Linked DNA regions of Homo sapiens: all the other regions are linked to region 1. The links are chromatin loops, found by intact Hi-C in ENCODE. Cell type or tissue: dorsolateral prefrontal cortex. All regions are shown on one strand. Region 1 overlaps MEPE (matrix extracellular phosphoglycoprotein). Region 2 has its middle 7.8 kb from the start of PIGY. Region 3 overlaps HSD17B11 (hydroxysteroid 17-beta dehydrogenase 11). Region 4 has its middle 10 kb from the start of SPP1. Region 5 has its middle 53 kb from the start of ABCG2.

Region 1 (5,000 bases):
TAGGATGACCGGTTTGTACGTGACCGATGGCACACTACGGCTCTACAATCACCAGATTATTTTCCACAGAGTAGTGAGTTGGGGAAGTCACGTATATGCACTGTGAATAGTTTCTGTTTTGCAAGAGCCTGTGTAAAGGTCCATTTTTAAATGCTGTCCTGTACATTCACTTGATTAATTAATTAATATTTATTTATTTATTTGAGACAAAGTCTCACTCTGTCACCCAGGCTGGAGTGCAGTGGCACGATCTTGGCTCACTGCAGCCTCCACCTCCCAGGTTCAAGCAATTCTTGTGCCTCAGCCTCCTAAGTAGCTGGCATTATAGGCCTGTGCCACTAGGCCTGACTAATTTTTGTATTTTTCATAGGGATGGGGTTTCACTGTGTTGCCTAGGCTTGTCTCGAACTTCTGACCTCAGGTGATCTGCCCCACCTTGGCCTCCTAAAGTGCTGGGATTACAGGCTTGTGCCACCAGTCCCAGCCTTGTACGTTCACTTTAAATGATATTTTTATTATTTGTTGATATAAGATAATCCACAAAGACAAGCTATTTTTCATCATAAACTGAAACATTCCTGCAATGGTAGGTTAATACAGGGGAAGTTCTGGACTAGCTATAGATTTGTGGGAGACCCAGGTGACTGATTTGAAGGTCACTGGGAAAGACATCCATATTAGTGATTTCAAACTTTGACTTGCATTAAAATCATTTGAGGGACCTGTTAAAAAAGGAAATCCCTGGACCCCGTTCATGGCCTTATATCACAAATATTACTCCATTCACTTATTAATGCAATGTGTCTAAGATCTGCCCCAGCTGGCCTGCTCAGAATTACCTCTTTGCTAAATAGACAACTTTCTTTCTTCACATAGTATTATGTTGGTGCAAAAGTGATGACTGTTTTTGCCATTAAAAGTAATGGCAATTACTTTTGAGCCAACCTAATACTTCTATCTTCCTGATGCTGTTTTAAGTAAAAATTATTTAAGATTGTTTGACTTCTATTATTAATCTGTTAACCTAACAATTATAAAAATCTACTTAAAATTCAAATCTAGCAAGAGTCACTTCTAAACAGGGAGTGTCTGTGTTACACTAAACCATATGCCTACAAATTGATAAAGTATTATTCGTTTAATGAAACAGATCCTCTTGTTCTTATTCTCGAAAGTCTAAACCATAGCTTCAGGTAGATTTTCTTGCAGCTTTTGCGTGAGTCCACTCATTGTTTTTGACATTATTCTCATTTGGATTTCTGGATTTGGATTGTATCGGTGTTTTGTTCTCTTTTCTTTCCAGACTTCCTCATTAAATTTTTTCTAACCATTTATCTGCCCCTTTCTCTTTCAGCCCCCAATTCCTATCTTCCTGACATGCATTCAGACTCATCTATTTCTTCTCCTTTTCCTTTGGGCCGTCTAATACCATATTTTAATGCCTGTGACTGTAAGTATCATTCTCTTGAATAGCAGAGTTTACCTTCTCATACAGAAGTTGTTTTTGAAAGGGACTTCTGTAAAAGCATCATAATGTCTTTGAAACTTACGCTGTCTTGAGCTCCTGCTTAGTTAAAGGCAGGCCCTAAAGACAGAGTGAGGAGATAACACAATGTTTATTCTAGACCGCAGAGAAAGTCTGTTGAGCAACTTCCTCCTGGCTGGTCTTCTTCCTTCCAACTCCCCTGAACCCTACCTTGCTTACCACTCCTTCCCCATCCACTGGTTGGGGAGAGCTATCTTAAGCTCTAAACTACACATGGGATCACTTAAGGTCGCCACTGTGAAGCTCTTATGTACTAGTGAGGCTTATTGTCTGCAGCCTCTCTACATGTGTAATACGTTGGGTAAAATAGATTTTACTATCTCCTGGCTCTTCCCTTCAGCTAGAGTTCATCTTCTCAGAACTCCTGTCTCACTTTACTTATATTTCTATTATTTAACACATTCTGCCTTGTATCTTTCGTATGACTTTCTCCCTACTTACTTATAGTTTTGATAAAGACCAAGAGCATCTCTTCTTTTGATCTCCAAAGAATTTTGTAAAAGATGGTCGTTCAATAAATACTTTTCAACTGAGCTAAATGTTATTTCAGACAAGGTCAGATATGTTACCCTGACTGGTAGACGCGCCAAGAACAGATTAATTAGTATTGTAAAATCAAGGTAAATATTTACAAGCAGAGAAGTCCAGGAAGGTGAGGTTTGAGGGAGTACCAGGGCTGCACGTAAATAACAGAACCGGAGCCTGCTCGCAGACTGGTACAGTGACCTTTTCTTTTTGAGCACAAGGTGGCAGGCTAGGTCAATTTCCATCGTCTCTTATAAGGCAGCTACGTGAGGCTGAAGTTTTTTGCCCAATTTCAGAAACAGATATCTATTTTTTTTTTAACTGAGATTAGCGCAGCCTGATGGCTAAAACATGGTTTTGGATAAGGCATGGGCCTCACTCTTGACTACTGACTGTCCTTGTGGATCTCTGGTCCTTTGTGTTTGGACTAATTCCTCCACGTCTGCATCAAATAGCAATGCATTGTGGATGCCAACACACTTCTAGTTTCTGTTAACTGGATGAAAAAAATATGAACATTGTCAGTGTTTTGAAGAAATATCCATGAACACTGAAGCTTAGAGAGAGGAAACAAAATCGGACCAGAGAATTGAAATACGCAGTTTCTCCACTAGATAGCAGACTACGACAGGTGACTTTTGGAAGGGTCCATCTGTATTTACCCAAAGAAAGCATCCGTTTTTCTCCATCAGTTCATATTTTTCTTTTACCACGACAAGTGTTTTTATGTGATCAGACCATTCGCATGTAAAGCTCTGATATAAACCTGAAATATAAGTAGCAGTTTGATTTCAATTTATTAATCTGCAATTTAAATTCTGATAGAGTTTTTTTTTTACTTCATTAATTGCCTCCAGTTTTTTTTCCCCCAAATTGTCTTTTATTTTTTAAAAAGCAAATTACTAGGAATAGTTTATTCTGGAATTCTGATGGTAACATTGGGTGATATGTTCAGTCTTTCCCTTGATTCTGACCTGTTATTTCCAGAAGATAGGGAACAAATGAGGGAAAAAAAGATTCCTTGTTTTTAGATTCTACTTTGTATTCTTTCAAGTTTCTCTCTCTCTCTCTGTGTGTGTGCACTCATGAACACACATATACTCACACATATTCATATTATGTGGATGAATATACACACGATCTATGTACACGTGTGTATACATATATGTCTATATATACACACAGTCATATATGTATGTGTATATTATGTACATTTATCTTTGCAATATATGGCAGTTTAGTGATTGTTTAAGAGTAAAGACTCTGGAACCAGACTCCTTGGGTATAAATCCTAGCTAACTAGCAAATACTTACAGATCTGTGTCTGTTTCTTCATCTGTAAAATGGGGGTAATAATGGTACCCGTATTATAGAGTAGCTGTATAGATAAAAGGACTTCACAGAGCATGGCTCATGGTAACTAAGCAAATCATGTTAGCCATTACTATTTGTGTATGTTGAGAGTCTGATTTATTCAATAGCTTATATTGCCACTTTCATTTAGTAAATGAAGCACCCTCTATCTACCCAATGTGGGAGTTTAGATTTTTTGAAGGTGCCATAACATATTGACATTGACTTGACTTTGCTACATACATTATTCAACTTAATAATCTAGGTGCTGTCCGGAATGTCTCAGTCATGATTTCTGTTGTTTGGGAACTTACGTGTTAAAGAGAAAATGTGTGCACTTTTCTTTCTCTATTCTCTACCTCTTTCTTTTCTTCTCTTGACCTTCCTCATTTGGAGGAATGTCAAGAATGGAGAGGTATATCAATTACAAATTCAATTCACCTACCAATAACAGCAGCAACAAAAATTCCAAATAGTCGCTTAAAAAGAGCATTCTTTTTCTCATAGGACAAAGATTCTGGAGGCAGGAAGCTGATGATGGAGCTGGTTCAGTGGCTCCTCTAGGATTATTTTGTCCTTTCCTTCATAGCCACAACATGACTGCTCCTCCAGGCATCAGGTTCATGTCAAGCCAAGAAAAGGGCAAGAAAGGAGAAAGGGTGGTATACCGGCTATATAAATTCTTCTTATCAGGAGGGGCAAAAACTTTCCAGAGCTCTTCCCCCTTCCCTAACCGAGACTTAGGGCTAGTTTCCAGAACAGTGTCACAAAGCCAAAAAACCTCTACACTGAAAGACAAGAGAAAGAAATATTCTGGAAATGACTTGGGATCAGCCAGTGAATGATATTTCTCAAATTAAGTTTTTGTCTTGGCTTTGCATTTGTGTTTCTCCTCAAATTCTCCCTCTTGCCCTCCCTCTACCCTACAGTCCTCTTTGTCTGGAAGGAGGTAGAACCAAGAAAAATGATAACATGGAGATTTGTTTCAGGAGCTAATATTTGTCGTAGAATATGTGCAACATGTGCAACAGAGGAAAGAGTGGAAGAAGGTAGGAAGTAGGATCTCTATCAGCACAGAGGGAAGTCAGAGGGGAAAGGAAAGGCTGGCTCAAGCAGAGAGGGTGGAGGAGCACAGCTGAGATTTCCCCAGTGGATCAATTTCATAGGCACTCCCTGTGCTGGAGGCAGAACTAAGCTTCTTGCCTCTGAAATGAAGCACCACAGACAACAGAGTTTCTTATAGATTACTTAATACAAATTATCATCGAGAGATATTGTTTATTTTCATGTCTACAGAGCAAACAACATAGAAGGCATTTGTGACATTCACCAACTATTTTTAAATGACACCTACTCAAATGTTACCTATTTCATAGATCTGTAATGATTTTTTTTTGCTTAAAAACATTATAGCCTTTAATAGAATTTTATACTGTGACTATTAAGATAGCAAAAATTCCCCCAAGGAGACCAGGATTCTTGGCTCACTCAGTTCTTCACTCTATCCTCTCTTCACCTGGTCAGCTGTCAGGTGGCTCTCCTCTACATCAACTCACAGGTGACGAGGTCTTCAGAC
Region 2 (5,000 bases), 670 kb before region 1:
ATGCTTCTATATCTTATCGACACTTTTTTGTTGTTGCTGTTGTTTGAGACAGAGTCTCACTCTCACCCAGGCTGGAGTGCAGTGGCACGATCTCTGCTCGCTGCAACCTCCGCCTCCTGGGTTCAAGTGATTCTCCTGTCTCAGCCTCCCCAGTAGCTGGGATTACAGGGGTGCACCACCATGCCTGGCTAATTTTTGTGTTTTTAGTAGAGACGAGGTTTCACCATGTTGGCCAGGCTGGTCCTGAACTCCTGATCTCAAGTGATCCACCCTCCTCTGCCTCCCAAAGTGCTAGAATTACAGGAGTGAGCCACCATGCCCAGCCTCTTATTGACACTTTTATGAACAGATCAGCAGTTTTAAAAGACCTCTTAAGCCTTCATACACTGCTGGTGAGAATATAAAATGTTGCAGCTTCTTTGGAAAACAGCAAGACCACAAAAGGTCAAATGTAGAGTTGCCACATGACGCAGCAATTTTACTCCCAGGTATATACTCAAGAGAAGTGAGAACTTAAGTATTCACGACAGCTTGTATGCAAATGTTCATAGCAGCATCATTTAGGATAGCCAAAAAGTAGAAACAACCCAAACGTCCATAAACTGATGAATAGATAGATAAAATGTGATATGAATATAATGAAATAATATTTGGCAATATAAAGTGATAAAGTACTGATATATGCTAGACTATGGATGAACCTTGCAAACATCATGCTAAGTCATAGAAGCCAGTTACGAAAGGTCACATAGTCTAATTTCATTTATTTGAAATGTCCATAATAGTCAATCTCTACAGACAGACAGTAGATTAGTAGCTGCATAGAGCTGGAGAAGAAGGGGGAGATTGTGCAGTTTTGGCTAAAGGGTACAAGGTTTCTCTTTGGGGTGATAAAAATGTTCTAAAATGGACTATGGTGGCAATTTGGGAGGCCAAGCTGGGAGGATCACTTGAGCCCGGGAGTTCGAGACCAGCCTGGGCAACATAGGGAGACCCTGTCTCTACAAAAAACTAAAAATCTAAAAAAAAAAAAAATTAGCTGGGCATGGTGGTATGTGCCTGTGGTCCCAGCTACTCAGGAGGCTGAGGTGGGAGAATCCAGCCCAGGAGGTCAAGGATGTGGTGAGCCATGATCATGCCACTGCACTCCAGCCTGGGCAACCGAGCAAGACCCTGTCTCAAAAAAAAAAACAAGAAAAACCCCAAACAGAAAAATTGACTATGGTGATGCTTGCACAATTCTGTGAAGATACTAAAAACCATTGAGTTGTACACTATATATGGCTGAGTTACATGCTATGTGAATTATATCTCAATAAAGTTGTTAGAGGAAAATTAAAAAAGCAGTATCTCAGTGTCCAGCCTAAGGCTCAGTGGTTCCAGGTCACTTGCTGGAGGTCAGATGCTGGTTAGAGGCATGGCCAAAAGTGAATGCAGGTCTTACGCCTTCTAAATTTTGTCCACCCATTGTGCTACTTCTAGTGACCCTATGAAATATGACACCCTGTATTGGGAATTCAACAGGTTTCTAGTGTTCCTTCCCAAGCTTCTCACTAGCAAATCATCCTGGCTTCATATCTGTTCACAGGGACACAAGCTGCCCATTACGTACCTCATGCTGCACGCCATGGCTTTGACCCCAACACTTCCATTTGTTACACTGTAAACCCACCATGAGGAACACTGCCTTATTCCTACATTAATGAAACTCTTCCCCACTCCTCCTCCTTCTCAATAATCCGCTGACTTCACAATGCCAGGGGACCTACTGCTTCCTTAGAGACTCTTAACAAGATTCTCTTTTTAAGTGTCCTCAGCTGCATCACTGACAAATCATCTTTAACCACGTTAATGAGATCCTTCCCACCAGCTCTAAATGAGAAATTCCCATCCTGAGGGAGCAAAACCTGGCCTATTGTGACCTACTGTCCTTCTTTATTTGCAGCCAATCCTGCAAAGAAGGGGATTTTTTTTTTTTTTTTTTTTTTTTTTTTTTTTTTTGAGACGTAGTCTCGCTCTGTCGCCCAGGCTGGAGTTCAGCGGCGCAATCTCGGCTCACTGCAAGCTCTGCCTCCTGGGTTCACGCCATTCTCCTTCCTCAGCCTCCTGAGTAGCTGGGACTACAGGCGCCCGCCACCACGCCCGGCCAATTTTTTGTATTTTTTAGTAAAGATGGAGTTTCACCGTGTTAGGCAGGATGGTCTCAATCTCCTGACCTTGTGATCCGCCCGCCTTGGCCTCGCAAAGTGCTGGGATTACAGGCGTGTATTTTTAGTAGAGACGGGGTTTCACCGTGTTAGCCAGGATGGTCTAGATCTCCTGACCTCGTGATCCGCCCGCCTCGGCCTCCCAAAGTGCTGGGATTACAGGCGTGAGCCACCGTGCCCGGCCCAAAGAAGGGGATTTTAAGGAGGCCCCTCTGAACTTGAGACTGCATCTGTAAGATGAAAATTATGATACCTACTTCCAGACCAAGGGAGAGTTTTAAATTAGGTAGAAAATGTAAAACTATCTAGAAGAGCCAAGAGCCACGGTAGATTCTCCCTACTGTGTGTAGTGGTGGAGAAAGCCTGTCCACTATTCCAAGTTTTGTCCCTCTTAGTGAAATGCTCCATTTGGAAGCGAGTGTTGTCTTCCGCATTTGCCACTAGATGGCACTTTTGGTTAACTCATGGGACCACTGGCAATTGATCCCTCAGAAGGAAGCAGAAAGACAAGTGCACTGCTGAAATGCAGAGCTAGGTAGCATCCAGCAGAATGCCATGACAGCCGACGTGAATCCTGAAAAATGAATAGGAATAACCAAGACAGAGGAGGAGGCAGAATTGAAGCGAGGAGGTGAGGAACAGGGAGAGATAGTGGTGCAATGGGAAGAGGGTTCCAGGCAAAAGAAAAAGCATGTGTGAAAACACAGAATAAGAGACTGGGCCCATTCAAGAAACTGAAATAGAATCATGGGCTGCTTAATGATGTTTCCAGTAACAACAGACCACATATACAACGGTAGTCCCATAAGATTATATTAGGAGCTAAAAATTCCTGTTGCCTAGTAGCGTCATAGCTGTCATAATGTTGTAAAGGAATTGCTTTATTTTTAAAATAAATTTAGTGTAGCCTAAGAGTACAGTGTTTATAAAGTCTACAGTGGTGTAATGTCCTAAGCCTTCACATTCATTCACCACTTACTCACTGACTTAGAGCCACTTCCAGTCCTGCAAACTCCATTCATGGTAAGTACCATTTTTTATCTTTTATATCATATTTTTACTGTACCTTTTCTATTTTTAGATATACAAATATTGACCATTGTGTTACAATTGCCTACAGTGTTCAGAACAGTACACATGCTGTACAGGTTTGTAGCATTGTGCAAACATCACAGAGTGTACTTACAAACACAGCGCGTAAGTATACTCTGTGATGTTTGCACAATAAGAAAATCGCCCAAACAGTGGGAGATGAGGCTGGAACTGTACACAGGGCACATCAAGAGGGATTCGGGAGCTGTAATAATAGTCAGTGTCAGTGAAATCGGAATTTATTACCTGACTTTTAAATTGTTTGGATTTGTGCAGCTGATAAACACTATGGCTCTTTTTCCCATAAAAAAGGAAAAAGAAAAAAAAGCACGTGCAGCATTCCAGAGGGTTTGTATGTTACAGATCCCTGCTGTGGCAAGTGTTCATACTTACAGTACAGTAAACACTTGTCACATGTAGATATTGAGTACTAGAAATGTGACTAATGTGACTGAGAATCTTTTACATTTATTGAATTTTTATTAAAGAGCCAATATAGGATGGCACAGTTCTAGACTGTTTTTCCCACTGCTGCCAATGAATGTGTTTACTTTTCAAAATTCTTCAAAGACAAAGCCTTACCTACAGAGGAGTCCAACTTATTGGATAGTGCAGATACAGATTTCCAGCTTCACAGGAAGCTCTGTTGGGCAGTGTTGGTCTAGATACAAGGAGAATGTTGAGAGGCTAATAAAGTGATGGGACAAGAGATTTTTTTTTTTTTTTTTTTTGAGACTGAGTCTTGCTCTCTCGCCCAGGCTGGAGTGCAATGGCACAATCTCAGCTCACTGCAACCTCCACCTCTCGAGTTCAAGCAATTCTCCTGCCTCAGCCTCCCGAGTAGCTGGGATTACAGGCACCTGCCACCGTACCCAGCTAATTATTGTATTTTTGGTAGACAGGGTTTCACCATGTTGGCCACGCTGGTCTCGAACTCCTGACCTCGGGTGACCCACCTGCCTCGACCTCCCAAAGTGCTGGGATTACAGGTGTGAGCCACTGCACCCAGCCAGTAGATGATGATCTTGAGCTTAGTGCACTGGCAGTAGTGGGGTTACAGAGATGTTAAAACTAAAATTATTAGAACTTGACTTGCATGTGGAATGTGGTAAAAGAGAGGGAGAAATGGAAGATAACTGTAGGCTTCTTCTTGAAGATATTGGTGGGATCACTCCAAGCTGTGAAATATGGAAAAACATTTTTGGAATAAAAAATGACAACTTTCTCCTTGCAAATGTTCAGATTACAGAGCCAAGGGGCATGCAGGTAGTGACATAGACTATATAGAAAAATGGCTATCGTGCTGGAATATATGAATTCCTTTAGGTCAGAGGTATAGCTCCAGGTATCACAGGTAGACCTCATCTATCAGCTTAAAGAGGAGACACGTTAGCCGCGGGCCCAGTAATAACTGAAGCCAGAGACTTGATCAGGAGTCCAGGGGTTGGGGGTGTAAGGATACAAAGGAAATGGAAAATAAGTCAAGAAAAGGAGAGCAACAGTCTCGTTTCAAGGAGAAAGTAGTCAACAGTTTCAAATGCAGTAGAAATGATTTAAGATGGAAATAACAAGTTTCTGTTGATTTTTACAACAAAAAAAGTCATCTGTGACATTTACTGGAGCAGTCTGAGTGGGAGAAGTGGGGGACTGGAGGGCAGATCACAGTGTCATGGAGAGATTAAGGCAGGAATTTCCTAATTG
Region 3 (5,000 bases), 470 kb after region 1:
TTGACACTTTACTAACGTAAATATAATCTGATGAAATTCAATTCTGACTGAAGAGCCTTCAGCATGGCAGATTGATGCCCTACAGGAGTACTGGTAGACTTTTGCCCATGGCCTCCTTTCTGTTTGGGGTGGCTTGTCTTGGGCTCTGACGTCAGACAGATCTGGGAGAGTCCCAGCTCCATCTTTTAATAGCCATGTGACCTTGGGTATGAAACTCAACCATTCTGTTTCATGTTTTCATCTTTAAAGTGAGCATATAAGAATTGCTGTCTCATTGAGTTACTGTGAGAATTCAATAAGAAAAATAATGAAATCATGTAAATGCATAACAAAGTAAAAGCCCCTCATAGGCTATTTGCCACTTTTCCCTCAGTCCCCCAACACACTGTAGCACTATCTCTAAATAATGATAACTCTGTTAATAGAGCTAGGTTTCATTTGAAACACAGTGTATAACAAAATGCATTAGGACGCTAGGGTCTATCCGCCCAAGCATCTTAGTTGCTTATGGAACCATAAAAATCTCATATAAGGTATTTTTGCATTGCTACCCCTTGGAATTATGGTACTCCAATCTTATAAAAAGTAGGGCTTAAGCATCAAGATTCTATGATCTTTCTTAGTTGAAGAGATAGTTATTGATTATATTCTAGTCCAGAAGATATAACAATTATTTTGAAAAAAAGTTACATTACCTGTAATGGTCCCCTTTTGAGTATAGTCTTTTTTTTTTTTGAGACAGAGTCTCGCTCTGTCGCTCAGGCTAGAGCACAGTGGCGCAATCTCAGCTCACTGCAACCTCCGCCTCCCGGGTTCAGGCGATTCTCCTGCCTCAGCCTCCTGAGCAGCTGGGATTACAGGTGCACGTCACCACGCCTAGCTAATTTTTGTACTTTTAGTAGAGACTGGGTTTCACCATGTTGGTCAGGCTGGTCTTGAACTCCTGACCTCATGATCCACCTGCCTCAGCCTCCCAAAGTGCTGGGATTACAGGTGTGAGCCACTGTGCCCGGCCTACAAATAGTCTTTTTTTAAAAATATTTTTCTTTCTTTTTGAGACAGAGTCTTGCTCTGTCACCCAGGCGGGCGTGCAATGGTGCAATCTCAGCTCACTGCAACCTCCACCTCCCAGGTGCAAGCAATCCTCCCAGTTCAACCTTCCGAGTAGCTGGGACTACAGGAACCCACCACCACACTCACCTAATTTTTGTGTTTTCAATAGAGATGCAGTTTCACCATGTCAATCAGGCTGGTCTTGAACTCCTGGCCTCAAGTGATCCACCCACCTTGGCCTCCCAAAGTGCTGGGAATATAGATGTGAGCCACCGTGCCCAGCCTACAAATAGTCTTTACAGTCCAGTGGATGCCTTCTATTGCTCTTAGCAGCTAGCCTTGTTCTTTTGTTTATATTTCCTCAACTGAAATCATTTCACCAATGATAGCTGCAACAACCTTTGAAATCTGGCCATAAGGGTTTACATAAGCCCTTCCACATAACCATTTTATTTCTCAAATGTTCTTCCTTCTGGATCAATACCAAAATAGAATTTTCAAGAGAAAACACACATACCATGCATATATATTAGAAAAACACACATATGTATTTTAATATTATTTACCTCATATTTCTATATTTTGGGGGTTTTTTGTTTGTTTTTTGGGTTTTTTTTTTTTTTTTTTTGAGATGAAATCTCGTCTGTCACCCAGGCTGCAGCACAGTGGCACGATCTCAGCTCACTGCAACCTCCGCCTCCTGGGTTCAAGCGATTCTCCTGCCTCAGCCTCTCGAGTAGCTGGGATTACAGGCGTACACCACCATGCCCCACTAATTTTTGTATTTTTAGTAGAGATGGGGTTTCACCATGTGGGTCAGGCTGGTCTCCGATTCCTGACCTCAAGTGATCTGCCTGCCTTGGCCTCCCAAATGCTGGGATTAGAGGCGTGAGCCACCTCATTTGGCCAATATTTGTATATTAAGTACCCTCATAGACACCTGAGCAGGTCAAGAAGAGAATCTTAAAACATGTTACTTGTAGACAAGTATAAATGGTTTTGAAATAATTATAATGATAGTAATAGCAGTTTACTGTGTGTACTAGATACAGTGTTAGCTCCTTTACATGCATTATTTCATTTGTTTCCACAACGACTCACAAGGAACTTGTATTAGTATCTCTATTTTGCAGAGGAAGAATTGAAGTTTTAAGAGGTTAAGTAACTTGGTCAAGGTCCAACAGTGACTGGCAGAGCCCAAACTCAAGGTCCAAGGAAACCACTCTTCACCCTTAAGCCTACTGCCACCTAATGGAGAGCGATTGAACAACAGAACAGAAAATAAACAGAAATAAATAGAAAATGTGGCCAGCTTAATAGTGTAATCAGTTTTCCACAATTCTCTGTAGTAGTCCCTGATTTTGCCACATTAGTTTTACTTTTATTTTTTGAGACGGAGTTTTGCTTTTGTTGCCCAGGCCGGAGTGCGATGGCGCGATCTCAGCTCACCGCAACTTCCGCCTCTCGGGTTCAAGCGATTCTCCTGCCTCAGCCTCCTGAGTAGCTGGGATTATAGGCGCCCGCCACCATGTACAGCTAATTTTGTATTTTTAGTAGAGACAGGGTTTCTCCATGTTGGTCATGCTGGTCTCAAACTCCGGACCACAGGTGATCCACCTGCCTCGGCCTCCCAAAATACTGGGATTACAGGCGTGAGCCACCGCACCCAGCCTAATTTAACTTTTTTTGCTTACCCTTTGAAGTAATGTTTTAAAAAAAATGCTACTTAGCCAAATGCCTCTTGATCTATAGTCAATAGAACTAAGTCAAGAGACTAAATTGCAAAAGAAAATTTCCACCTGATACACTTGAAGATAGATCTATTTTGGACATAAGTGCATAAAATAAAAAGGATTTTTTTCCCCTGTTGACACATGGATTGCAAAATCACTTTTATCCAGATCTAGCAGAAAAACAAGAGTCATTGCGTACAAGACGGGAACAGTGACTCATGCCTGTAATCCCAGCACTTTGGGAGGCTGAGGTGGGCAGATCACTTGAGATCAGGAGTTCAAGACTAGCCTAGCTAACATGGTGAAATCCAATCTCTACTAAAAATATAAAAATTAGCCAGGTGTGGCGTGGTTGCATGAGCCTTCAGTCCCTGCTACTTGGGAAGCTGAGGCCAGAGAATCTCTTGAACCCGGGAGGTGGAGGTTGCAGTGAGCCAAGATTTCGCCACTGTACTGCAGCCTGGGCAACAGAGCAAGAATCCGTCTCAAAAAAAAAAAATAGCCATTGTGTATAAACTTACCCTCATACCTCTTAATGAATTTACTTTTCTTATTTTATTTTTTGAAGGTGAAGGCAGAAATTGGAGATGTTAGTATTTTAGTAAATAATGCTGGTGTAGTCTATACATCAGATTTGTTTGCTACACAAGATCCTCAGATTGAAAAGACTTTTGAAGTTAATGTACTTGCACATTTCTGGGTGAGTATGGCTTCTTTTACAAAAATGTTCCTTTTGAAAATCCCAAAGATTAAAGTGGGGCTTTTAGCAGACATAAGGAAGTATTAAATCAATGCTAAAGTTTTCTCCAGGCACCAGGGATAACATTATACAAAGAGATCATTTTTCATGCTATGACCAAATTCTATCATTCTTCCTCACTGACAACATTAATAATAACAATAATAAATTAATAATAAATGTCAGGTGTTGTATATGTTTTAATTCTAAGCTAGGTTCTCACATTTCTGTGTGATCCTATTTAGAGATAAAGAAAGGAGTTGGGGACCATCCGAGTCATCGTCTGTGATTTTATAAAGGTGAATCCAGTTTGCTTTCAGATTCTCTTTTTTCTTTTTTAGACAGGGTCTCACTCTGTTGCCAAGGCTGGAGTGCAGTGATGCAATCTCATCTCACTGCAGCCCCAACTTCCCAGGCTCAAGTGATCCTCCCACCTCAGCCCCCTCAAGTAGCTGGGACTACAGGCATTAACATGCCCAGCTAATTTTTGTATTTTTAGTAGAGATGGGGTTTCACCATGTTGCCCAGGCTGGTGTTGAACTCCTGGACTCAAGTGATCCGCCTGCCTCAGCCTCCCAAAGTGCTGGGATTACAGGCATGAGCCACTGCCCTGGCTTTCAATTTGCATGAGGCTCAGGCCTCATGTTATTTCCTGGCCCTAAAATTGCAAACCTTATTGTGAACCTCACCATTGAAGGTCTTAAGTTATATATATGTACATATGCCGTGTGTGTTTCTGAAGTCTCCAAATATTGCCCAAATAGCCAGTTCTTAAAAAGGCCCCTCAAAGTTTTCTTGGATGTGAGTTTGGGATGACTAATCTCAAAAGAATATTGGGGTTTATAAAAATGCAGTGTTATTTTATGCTAATATTCCCAAGTTATTGACATATATCTTTATGTTTTGTGTTTGTTCAAATATAGGTTACTGTCTCTTTTTTTGTTGTTGTTTGGAGACAGGGTCTCTGTGTTGCCCAGGCTGGAGTGCAGTGACGTGATTTTGGCTCACTGCAGCTTCAGGTTCCTGGGCTCAAATGATCTTCCCACCTTGGCCTCCCTAGTAGCAGGGACTACAGGAGTACACCACCATGCCCAGCAAGTTTTTGTATTTTTTGTGGAGATGAGGTTTTGCCATGTTGCACAGGCTGATCTCGAGCTCCTGGGTTCGAGTGATCCTTCTGCCTCAGCCTCCCAAAGTGCTGGGATTACAGGTGTGAGCCACTGCACTTGGCCGGGTATTATCTTACTTGTTTCTTCATCCCAAGCATCAACAACAAGAGGTGGAGGGCTGGGGAACATAAAAATTTAGCAATTTTTTTTTTTTAAACAGTCTCACTCTGTCACCCAGGCTGGAGCACAGTGGCGTGATCTTGGCTCACTGCAACCTCTGCCTCCCGGGTTCAAGTGATTCTCCTGCCTCAGCCTCCCCAGTAGCTGGGATTACAGGTACCTGCCACCATGACCAGCTAATTTTTG
Region 4 (5,000 bases), 140 kb before region 1:
CATGGGCAAGGGATGAAAAGATTGTTTGACTAAAGAAGACCTGCATCAAAGGGAGTATCTACAGGGTTATTGAAAAACGCATAGGTGATGGGAAATTGGTCTTGACACTTTTTTTATTTATAAAAATTTATGAATGCCTTTTTTATGATCTTGTGAGGTGAATAATGAGGGAATTGTTCTGAGACTTTTATACCTATGTCTGAGACACTATCTGATGGACATTATTCATTGTACATTTTTCTGTTCTCCCTGCTCTATCCTCCTACTTCCAATTTTTGGAACATTTTTAAACCTTGAGAAAAGTTAAAAGAATAATATGCTTTTCCCCATAGTTTCTTCTCTTTCTGTATACCTTTTTTCTGACTTCTTACTAATTTTTTTCCCCTGATGACAGCCTACCGTTGAATTTTTTTTTAACACTGTAGAAACAGCCTTTATTGGTTGCAACATGGATTGGAAGAGGAGGGTGTATGATAGCTCCCACTCCTGGGGCAGCACCCACAGACTCAGTCGCCACTTTCCAAAAAGCTAAAAAGAAATCTTATTGTGTATATTTAAGGTATACAACATAATGTTATGGGATACATATAGACAGAAAAATGGCTTCTGTAGTGAAGCAAATTAACATACCCATCATCTCCTATAGATAGCCTTTTTTATGTGTGTGGCAAGAGCAGCTAAAATCTACTCATTTAGCAGAAATCCCAAATACTGTACAATTTTATTAATAGTAGTCCTCATGTTGTACACTGGATCTCTAGACTTGCTTATTCCCCATGTCTGCTACTTTGTAACCTCTAACCTACATCTTCACATTTCCTCTCCCAGTCATTATTTTCTGAACCGCTGGAAAGTAAATTACAAAAACCATGGCACTTCATCCCTAAATATTTCATTATACTTCTCTCAAGAGTAAGAACATTCACTTTCATGTACAATGCAATGATCACATCTAAGAAAATTATCAGTAATTTCACAATATCATTTAATATACTGTGTATATTCAGATTGCCACAATTGTCCCCAAAAGGTTTTTTATGGCTGTGTGTCTTTTTCAATCCAGGAGCCAATCAAGGTTCATGTTTTACCTTTTTTTTTTGAGACGGAGTTTCACTCTTGTTGCCCAGGCTGGAGTGCAATGGTGCAATCTCGGCTCACCGCAACCTCCACCTCCTGGGTTCAAGCGATTCTCCTGCCTCAACCTCCCGAGTAGCTGGGATTACAGGCATGTGCCACCACACCTGGCTAATTCTGTATTTTTAGTAGAGAAGGGGTTTCTCCATGTTGGTCAGGCTGGTCGGGTACTCCCAACCTCAGGTGATCTGTCCTTCTCAGCCTCCCAAAGTGCTGGGATTACAGGCATGAGCCACCACGCCCGGCCCATGTTTTACTTTTTATACCTGGTATATTTTTTAATCTATTTTATACCTGGTATATTTTTAATCTAGAATACTATCTCCTCTCTTGCCCTTTTTCTCTCATCAAATTGTCTGTTTTGTAGGATTGGCAGATTTAGAAAATTTAGAAAAGGATGCTCAGTTAACCTGAATGTCAAATAAACAATGAATCATCTTTTAGCATAAAATGTCCCGTGCTCATACTAAAAGCTAATTTGTTATTTATCTGAAAATCAAATTTAACTCAGTATCCTGTATTTTATCTAACAACTCTGCTTTTTAAAAAGTTCAGACTGCCGGGTGCGGTGGCTCATGCCTGTAATCTCAGCTACTGGGGAGGCTGAGGCAGGAGAATCACTTGAACCCGGGGCCGGGGGGAGGTTGCAGTGAGCCGAGATCTCGCCACTTCATGCCAGCCTGGGTGAAAGAGCGAAAATCCGTCTCAAAAGATAAAAAAAAAAAAAAGCTCAGACCAGTTCTATTATAGAGTAGCTCAAATTCTGGATTTGCTTGTTTTCTAGTCATTTGATTTTGTAAACATTTTTTACAAAAATTTCTAGATGATGTTGCATATTTCTTATTGCCTCACACTGGGTGGTACGTATCTACAAGTCTCATTAATTACTGGCTAAAGACGGTGACTGCAAATCTCTCTGGTTGAAAGCACTTTCTTTCTTTTGGAATTATTAAATAATTGTGGAGTAATATTCTGAGAACAGGTGAATACTCTGAGACCAGGTGAGATGTTCTCAATCATCTTCTGCACAATAATTTTAACATTCATTAGTGATCACTTCCTCAATTATTTCCTTGTGGGTTATGAAATAATTTTTTAATGTTAGCATTCCTTCTAGTTTTATTACTAGCTGGCATTCATCTGTAAAGAAGAATTTTCCTTCTTTAATGCTCTTTTGTAGTATCACTATATACTAGTGGAATTTTAAAAATTCAATTTGTTATAATTCGTTACTGTCGTTATTCTGTTATTGCTCAAATTACGCCAGTTTTGGCCAATGGAAGCCCCTTGCAAGTCTGCTCTTTGGTCCCTTGGATATAACCCCATTTTGTCCTTTCGTGCTTGCTTTCATCCTATCATGAAAAAATGTCCCAGGCTCATTTTTGTGCTCTTGTTGTCTAGGAGGAATCAGCCTTTTCCCCTGTCAGTTTTGTGCCTCCCTGCTCCAAATCCATTGTCTCTGCCCTGCTCTGTGATACTGCTGGAGATGGACCCTGTGAACGTGCTTCCTTTGCCAACTGGCACAGTGGCAAGCTTTGTCAGTAGAGGGCACTGGAGGGACACTGCTGTGCACACAGAGCACCTTGTGGCACTCACCCTCCAGCTAGCCTCCTGCTCAGCTGGCCTGCCCCATGGTTTTCCTTCTTTGCTGGCCTCAGTCTGCTGGAACCCCTGTGGGAAGTCTCTTGTTTTCCAACTTGAGCCCACCAGTTGGACCACTGTGGACCAGCTCTGACTCAGGATAACACAGCAGACTTCTCTGCCATCCCTTGGGCTGTGACTGTACCCTTTCCAGTGAAGTCTGAATCTCAGGAGAGGGCCTCTCCTTTTGCAAGTTGTTCCTTATATGGGCACTTTCAGCCCCATGGTATTGTTAATGTTCTCTTATTTCTCTTATTCTCTCTGGTTATTCTCCTCTTTCTAGTTAATAATTCTTTAAATTAAATTTTCCCTGTTCAAATGACTGGTCTCTTTTCTGTCTTCTGAATGAACCCTGACTAATAGAGAAGTGATGCAGGGAATAGTTGTTAAATAGTACCACTATTCAAATAAGTGATTCCAGGAGTAACTTGGTCATGCCCTTGGATTTGAGCACAGTGCCAAGCCCCTTGCCAAGCATGTGGGAACAACACCATCAATCCAGCCATCACCTGCAGGTGAGTGTGAGGAAGTGCCCACTGCAGCAAGTATGCTGGGAGCCTAAGGGGCTGCTGCACCTGACTAATGATATCTACAAGGACTATGGCATGGCATTGTCTTCTCATCATTAGAAGAGGTTTCTCCACACCCAGACTGTGAAGTTACTCACTCATGTATTTATCTAATATCTTTATAGTTTCCTTTTAAATTTATTGATTATTTAAAAAATTGATATGCAATAGTTGTCTGTATTTTGGGGGCACATATGATGTTTTTGTGTGTGCATATAGTGTGTAATGATCCAATGAGCATAACTGAGATATCCATTTCCTCAAACATTTATCTTTGCTTTATGTTGGGAACACTTGAATTCTTGTCTTTTAGGGTTTTTAACAAATGTATATACAGTAAATTATTGATAGTTACCCTACTGTACTGTCAAATGCTAGATCCTATTTCTTCTACCTAACTGTATATTTGTACCCATTAATCAACTTTTCTTCATCTGCCCCTTACCCTCACCCTCCCCAGCCTCTTGTAGAACCACCAATTTACAGTCTATCTCTATGTGATCCACTTTTCTAGCTACCACATATGGGTGAGAACATGCGATATTTGTCTTTTTGTGCCTGTCTTATTTCACTTAATATAATGACCTCCAGTTCCATCCATGTTGCTGCAAATGACAGGATTTAATTTCTTTTTATGGTCAAATAGTACTCCATTGTGTGTATATACCACATTTTCTTTATCTATTCATCATGAGGGACATTTACATTTATTGCACATCTTGGCTATTGTGAATAGTGCTGCCATAAACATTGAAGTTCAGATATCTCTTCCACATATTGATTTGCTTTCTTTTGGTTATATGCTCAGCAGTGGGATTGCTAAATAATATGGTAGTTCTATTTTTGTTTTTTTGAGAAGTCTCCATACAGTTTTTCATAGTGGCTGTACTAATTTACAGTTCTCACCAGTGTACGAGTGTCCTTCTTTCCCCGAATCCTGGCCTGTGTCTGTTATTTTTTGTCTCTTTGATAAAAGCCATTTTAGCTTGGGTGGGATGATATCTCATTGTGGTTGTGATTTGCATTTTCCTGGTGATTAGTGATGTTGAGCATTTTTCTGTATACCTGTTGGCCATTTGCATGTCTTCTTTTGAGAAATGTCTATTCAGATTTGTGCCCATTTTAAATTGGATTATTTGAGTTGTCTTTTTTTTTCTTTTTTTTTTGATATTAAGTTGTTTGAGTTCCTTATGTATTCTGGATTTTAATTCCTTCTTAGATGTATAGTTTGTGCATGTTTTCTCTTGGTATTTTTGACAACATAGGCGAACCTAGAGGATGTTAAGTTAAATAAGCCAAGCACAGAAGGAAGAGTACTGCATGATCTCACTCATATGTGGAATCTAGAAAAGTTGACCTCATAGAAGTAGAGAGTAGAATAGTGATTACCAGCGGCTGGGAGAGTGGGAAGGTGGATGAGGGGAGGTTAGTCAATGGGTACAAAGTTACAGTTAGCTAGGAGGAATAAATTCTAGTATTCTATTGCAAAGTAGCTTGGCTATAGTCAATAATAATGTATTGTATACTTCAAAATAGCTAGAAAAGAGGATTGAATGTTCTCAGCACAAATAAATGACAAGTGTTTCAGGTGATGGATATGATAATTACCCTTTGATAATTATACAATGTATATATGTAACAAAACATCACACCGTA
Region 5 (5,000 bases), 360 kb before region 1:
GTGGTGGTAATCCCAGCACTTTGGGAAGCTGAGGCGGGTACACTGCTGGAGCCCGAGTTTGAGACCAGCCTGGGCAACATAGCAAGACCTTGTCTCTACAAAAAATACAGAAATTAGCCAGGCATGGTTGTATGCGCCTGTAGTCCCACTTACTTAGGAGGCTGAGGTAGGAGGACCACTTGAGCCCAGGAGTTCAAGGCTTCAGTAAGCTATGATTGCACCACTGCACTCTAACCTGGGCGACAGAATGAGACTCTGTCTCAAAAAAAAAAAAAAAAAAAAAAAGGCCGGGCGTGGTGGCTCATGGCTGTAATCCCAGCACTTTGGGAGGCTGAAGTGGGCACAGATCACAAGGTCAGGAGATCAAGACCATCCTTGCCAACATGGTGAAACCCCATCTCTACTAAAATACAAAAAATTAGCTGGGCACGGTGGCAGGTGCCTATAGTCCCAGCTACTCCGGAGGCTGAGGCAGGGGAATCGCTTGAATCCGGGAGGCGGAGGTTGAAGTGAGCCAAGATCGCACCACTGCACTCTAGCCTGGAGACAGAGCAAGACTCTGTCTCAAAAACAAACAAAAAGAAATATAGCATGTTTATACTGTGGGGAAACAAATCAGTGGAGAGGAATATATATATATATTCACACACATATATATACATATATATACAATGATATAGAAGAGAAAGGGGAAAAGTGCTGTTATTGAGTTAGGAAAAAGGGGATGAGACTTCATGCAAAGTAGAGACATTGCCTTAGGCCTTAGTAACATGGGCAGTTCCTCTAGGGTAGGGTAATAGGAGAGAAGGCAGCAGATGCAGGTGGGTGGGCAGATACGGTGAACAGAATCTGAAGTTCTCTTTTACTTACTTCAGTTTTCTCAGTCAAGTAGGACATAAGGTTATCATCTGAGAATGACTATGGGAGGGGAAAGATGAAAATGTTTCGGTGTTGAAATAGGAAACAGAAGAGTGAATGGGCTAGGGAAGTACAGTATGAGTTGTCAGGCATTACTGAGGGTCCCGGCATTGAGATTCTTGATCAAGAATTTAAAATCAGATAATTACAGGTCTTTGTGGCTCAAGCCAGTAATCCCAACAGTTTGAAAGGCTAAAGTGGGAAGATTGCTTGAGCGCAGGAGTTTGAGACCAGCCTGGGCAATACAGTGAGACCCCGTCCCTACAAAGAATTTTTAAAAATTAGCTGGGTGCGGTGGCATTCATTGGTAGTCCCAGCTACTCAGGAGGCTGAGGTGGGAAGATCATTTGGGCCCCAGAGTTCAAAGGCTGAAGTGGGCTAAGATCTCGCCACTGCACTCTCCAGCCTGGGTAACAGGGCAAAACCCTGTCTCAAAAAAAATAAAAATTCAAACACAAAATCAAATAATTTATTATTCTTATGTGTTTTTCTCCACCCACGTTCAACTGCAGGGGTACAGGCACAGAGCAGGGGAGACAGGAATTTAAGTAGGGTTTGTGGTTTTGCCAAGCGAGTGACAAAGCAAAAGGGGAGCAGAGGAGCTGAGGGCATTTGCAAGGATGTAATTATAATGATCATGGAATTTCGGCAGGTATGGTGACTAAAGAAAGCAGTGAGGGGTGAGGCACAGTGAAATACTGGTGTAATTAATGGGTTTTAGGCCCTGGTGGAGCAAGGTCAAAGGTTTGCCGGAGTTGGGTTATTAGAGGGGTTTAGGTGGAAAGATAGACTATGCTTACAAGTTCTATGGCATGACCTGCAAGTACATAGGTAACGCAGGGTGGAGAACAAGATCACTGAAGGAGAGAAGTTCAAGGTAGTCAGAGGCCAGAGTGCTGGGGAGATCGTTTTCGGAGATACTGAATTCACCAAGAATTAAGACAGAAGTAGTGTCACAGAGAGTGACAGTACCAGGGGCTACAATTACTGATACAGGCGGGAGATGCTTCTGAAATCTGAAGATGGCAGCAACCATGCAGGGGTAGTCAGTGTTAAAGTGTAATGACATGAAATTCAAAGCTGAGATCTTCTGGGGAAAGTTATTAGATGATCCACTTTGGGATGTTCATATTTTTTGGTAGTCGCTCATCTCAGAATAAGCAATATCAGAAAGTGAAATTTTAATCACAAGAGGGCGCCAGAGTCCAGCAAATGATTACTTTTGGTTTTCACCTAAAGCTAGGGCAATCATACTTTTGAGAGAGGAAGAGGCCACTACTAATAATTATTTGGGGGCGGTATGTGTAAATTGGGACATAGACTCACACCTTCTCCTACACTATGTAAGCATGGGCAATTTAAGAATGAACTAGCTGTGCACCAAAAGCTCTAATTCCCATAAATCACTCGAAATGCTTTTGACTGCAATCAGGTAAGACAAAAATGGCCAAACTTGATTTTATCTGGAAGAGAGGCTTGAGAAAGACTTTCCCCTCTGGCCCACATCTCTAGTTCTATTTATTGCTTATCCCGTTTTTCCCTTTAGTGCAGTACCGGTTTGACTGTATCTTCAAGTTAAGAGAATTGCTGTATTCCCCAAAATATCTTGGTCATTTGAAAGTAAAGAGTTCTCGGCCGGGCACAGTGGCTCACGCCTGTAATCCCAGCACTTCAGAAGGCAAAGGTAAGCGGATCACGTGGTCAGGAGATCGAGCCCATCCTGGCTAACACAGTGAAACCCCGTCTCTACTTAAAATACAAAAAAATTACCCAGGTGTGGTGGTGTACTCCGGTAGTCCCAGCTACTCAGGTGTCTGAGGCAGAAGAATCACTTGAACCTGGGAGGCGGAGGTTGCAGTGAGCGGAGATCGCGCCATTGCACTCCAGCCTGGACAACAGAGTGAGACTCCATCTCAAAAAGAAAATTAAAACGAAAACATGATGATGGAAATAACAGACACTGGGGTCTCCAAAAGTGGGGGGGGGTGGGGCAGGGGTTGAACAATTACCTATCAGGTACAATGTTCACTATTTGGACATTGGGTACACTAGAAGCTCAGTCCCCACCAGTATGCAATCTGCTTATGTAACAAACAAGCACGTGCAACCCTGAATCTAAAATAAAATAATTTTTAAAATACACAATGAAAGTGGCTTTTGTTAAGTCCCCTGTTTAGCACATCCTCTCCTTAATTAGCCAAACTACTCTCTCTTCTTCTTTTACATATATATATATATTTTTTTTATTTTTTAATTTTTTTAGGGACCAAGCCTCTCTGTGTTGCCCAAGCTAGAGTGCAGTGGTTAATCCCTGGTGCAGTCACAGGGCACTACAGCCTCGAGTTCCTGGCCCCAAGAAATCCTCTCACCTCATTCTCCTGAGTAGCTGGGAATACAGGGGCAGAACATGGCATCTGCGCCTCTTCTTAACAAATGCAAATAAAATCAACTCTGGCTTCTGTTATTCCTTGAAAAAAATGTATGTATGGGTCAGGTGTGGTGGCTTATGCCTGTCATTCCAGCATTTTGGGAAGAAGCTAGGAGTTCGAGACCAGTGTGGGCAACAAAGCAAGACTGTCTCTATAAAATATTAGCCAGTTAATGGTGGCAAGTGCCTATATTCCCAGGTACTCAGGGGCTGAGGTGGGAGAATTGCTTGAACCTAGGAGTTTGAGGCTGCAGTGAGCTATGATTGTACCACTGCACTCCAGCCTGGGCAACAGAGCAAGATCCCATCTCTTAGAAAAAAAAAAAGAAAAGAAAAAGTATGTATTTATAGCTACCAGCACACTTTTAACTATATGGGGCTTATTTCTACCATTCTTTTTGTTTTAGAACAACATCCTTCATCCTCACTGAATGGGATGAATGTAAATAGGACCTCAAGAAAATAAGGCAAAGGTAAGGCTGCTGGGGAGAGCATTTCAAAATAAACTACAAATAGATTTTACAATTTATTTTACTCTCCTTCAACGAACACAAAAATATTGCATTACTAGCCAGGCACAATGGTGCCTGCCTCCAGTCCCAGCCACTGGAGGCTGAGGTGGGAAGGTTGCTTGAGCTCAGGAGTTCCAGTCCAGCTTAGGCAACATAGAGAGGCACTGTCTTAAACGTATATATGTATATGTGTGTGTGTGTGTGTGTGTGTGTGTGTGTGTGTGTAGGATTACTTACATTACTGACATCTTTAACCTAATTATATCTAATTCAATCAAAACATTTTATTACCAACTTATATGTGCATGAGCATTCTACACCTGTAGGAATACCCACAAGGTAATAGTCTTATACAGGATGCTTAGGGTGTTTTGTTTTGTTTTGTTTTATAGGACACATCTTTAAGATGCATTCAAAGAGTGATCTACCACTAGGGTACAAAAGCAAAAAACGTATTCAGTCAAAAATAACTGACAACTGGGGAAAATGGTGAATAGCAGAGAAGATTCTGTTTATTAGTTTTATCTTTAGGTTATCTTTGGCAAAGGAAAAGCACAGTATATTGCTACTACCACGTAGCTTGAATCTAAAACTTATCATTACTTATTATTTTATATAACATTGCCAACACCAACACAACCCCTGCTAATCAAACTGAAAAATTTTCTTTCACTTAAAATTTTTATTTTTTACTTATAGAAAGAGGTATGAACTTTGTTTTTTGTTTTTGTTTTGTTTTTTGTTTTTTTTTGAGACAGAGTCTTGCTCTCACCCAGCCAGGCTGGAGTGCAGTGGCATGACATCAGCTCACTGCAACCTCCGGCTCCCAGGTTCAAGCGATTCTTCTGCCTCCTGAGTAGCTGGGATTACAGGCGCTCACCACCACGCCTGGATAATTTTTGTATTTTAGTAGAGATGGGATTTCACCATGTTGGCCAGGCTGGTCTCAAACTCCTGACCTCAGGTGATCCATCTGCCTCAGCCTCTGAAAGTGCTGGGATTATAAGTGTGAGCCACCGCATCCGGTCTGAATTTTGTTTTTATTTATTTTGTTTTTTTTGGTGTTTCTTGTTTGCTTTTTTGTTTTTTTTTTTTTTTTTGAGATGGAGTCTCGCTCTGTCGCCCAGGCTGGAGTGCAGTGG

Evidence for each region. Hi-C counts contacts between places; a loop is a spot of excess contacts. Peaks named below come from ENCODE experiments on the same cell type or tissue, not always from the same donor. Only the 100,000 strongest peaks of a DNase experiment are listed, where the experiment ranks them.
Region 2: a loop joins it to region 1, with 3 times the contacts of the local background. A loop is called at or near these places in 34 of 110 quality-filtered maps.
Region 3: it touches region 1 in a loop (6-fold over the local background); 46 of 110 quality-filtered maps call a loop at or near these places.
Region 4: it touches region 1 in a loop (6-fold over the local background); 92 of 110 quality-filtered maps call a loop at or near these places.
Region 5: it touches region 1 in a loop (13-fold over the local background); 94 of 110 quality-filtered maps call a loop at or near these places.

Annotation. Positions count from the first base shown.
Region 1 is chr4:87,846,475-87,851,474 of GRCh38, reverse strand. MEPE (matrix extracellular phosphoglycoprotein) reads right to left here. Exons shown (of 4, transcript NM_020203.6): 4 at 4,683-5,000. Among named protein-coding and RNA genes, the nearest start is that of MEPE, 16 kb to the right of the region's middle. In dorsolateral prefrontal cortex, a CTCF peak has its summit at 2,306 (motif pointing right); a DNase peak (open chromatin) is centred at 2,274; H3K4me3 peaks cover 714 bases; H3K27ac peaks cover 3,516 bases.
Region 2 is chr4:88,513,485-88,518,484 of GRCh38, reverse strand. No RefSeq gene overlaps it. Among named protein-coding and RNA genes, the nearest start is that of PIGY, 7.8 kb to the left of the region's middle. In dorsolateral prefrontal cortex, CTCF peaks have their summits at 2,445 and 2,654 (motif pointing right); a DNase peak (open chromatin) is centred at 2,674; H3K4me3 peaks cover 540 bases.
Region 3 is chr4:87,373,185-87,378,184 of GRCh38, reverse strand. It overlaps HSD17B11 (hydroxysteroid 17-beta dehydrogenase 11), which reads left to right. Exons shown (of 7, transcript NM_016245.5): 3 at 3,355-3,486. Among named protein-coding and RNA genes, the nearest start is that of HSD17B11, 16 kb to the left of the region's middle. In dorsolateral prefrontal cortex, CTCF peaks have their summits at 2,095 and 2,297 (motif pointing left); no DNase peak of the experiment used is centred here.
Region 4 is chr4:87,983,477-87,988,476 of GRCh38, reverse strand. No RefSeq gene overlaps it. Among named protein-coding and RNA genes, the nearest start is that of SPP1, 10 kb to the right of the region's middle. In dorsolateral prefrontal cortex, a CTCF peak has its summit at 2,681 (motif pointing right); a DNase peak (open chromatin) is centred at 2,676; H3K27ac peaks cover 2,173 bases.
Region 5 is chr4:88,209,268-88,214,267 of GRCh38, reverse strand. It overlaps a transcript of ABCG2 not described here. Among named protein-coding and RNA genes, the nearest start is that of ABCG2, 53 kb to the right of the region's middle. In dorsolateral prefrontal cortex, a CTCF peak has its summit at 2,110 (motif pointing right); a DNase peak (open chromatin) is centred at 2,116.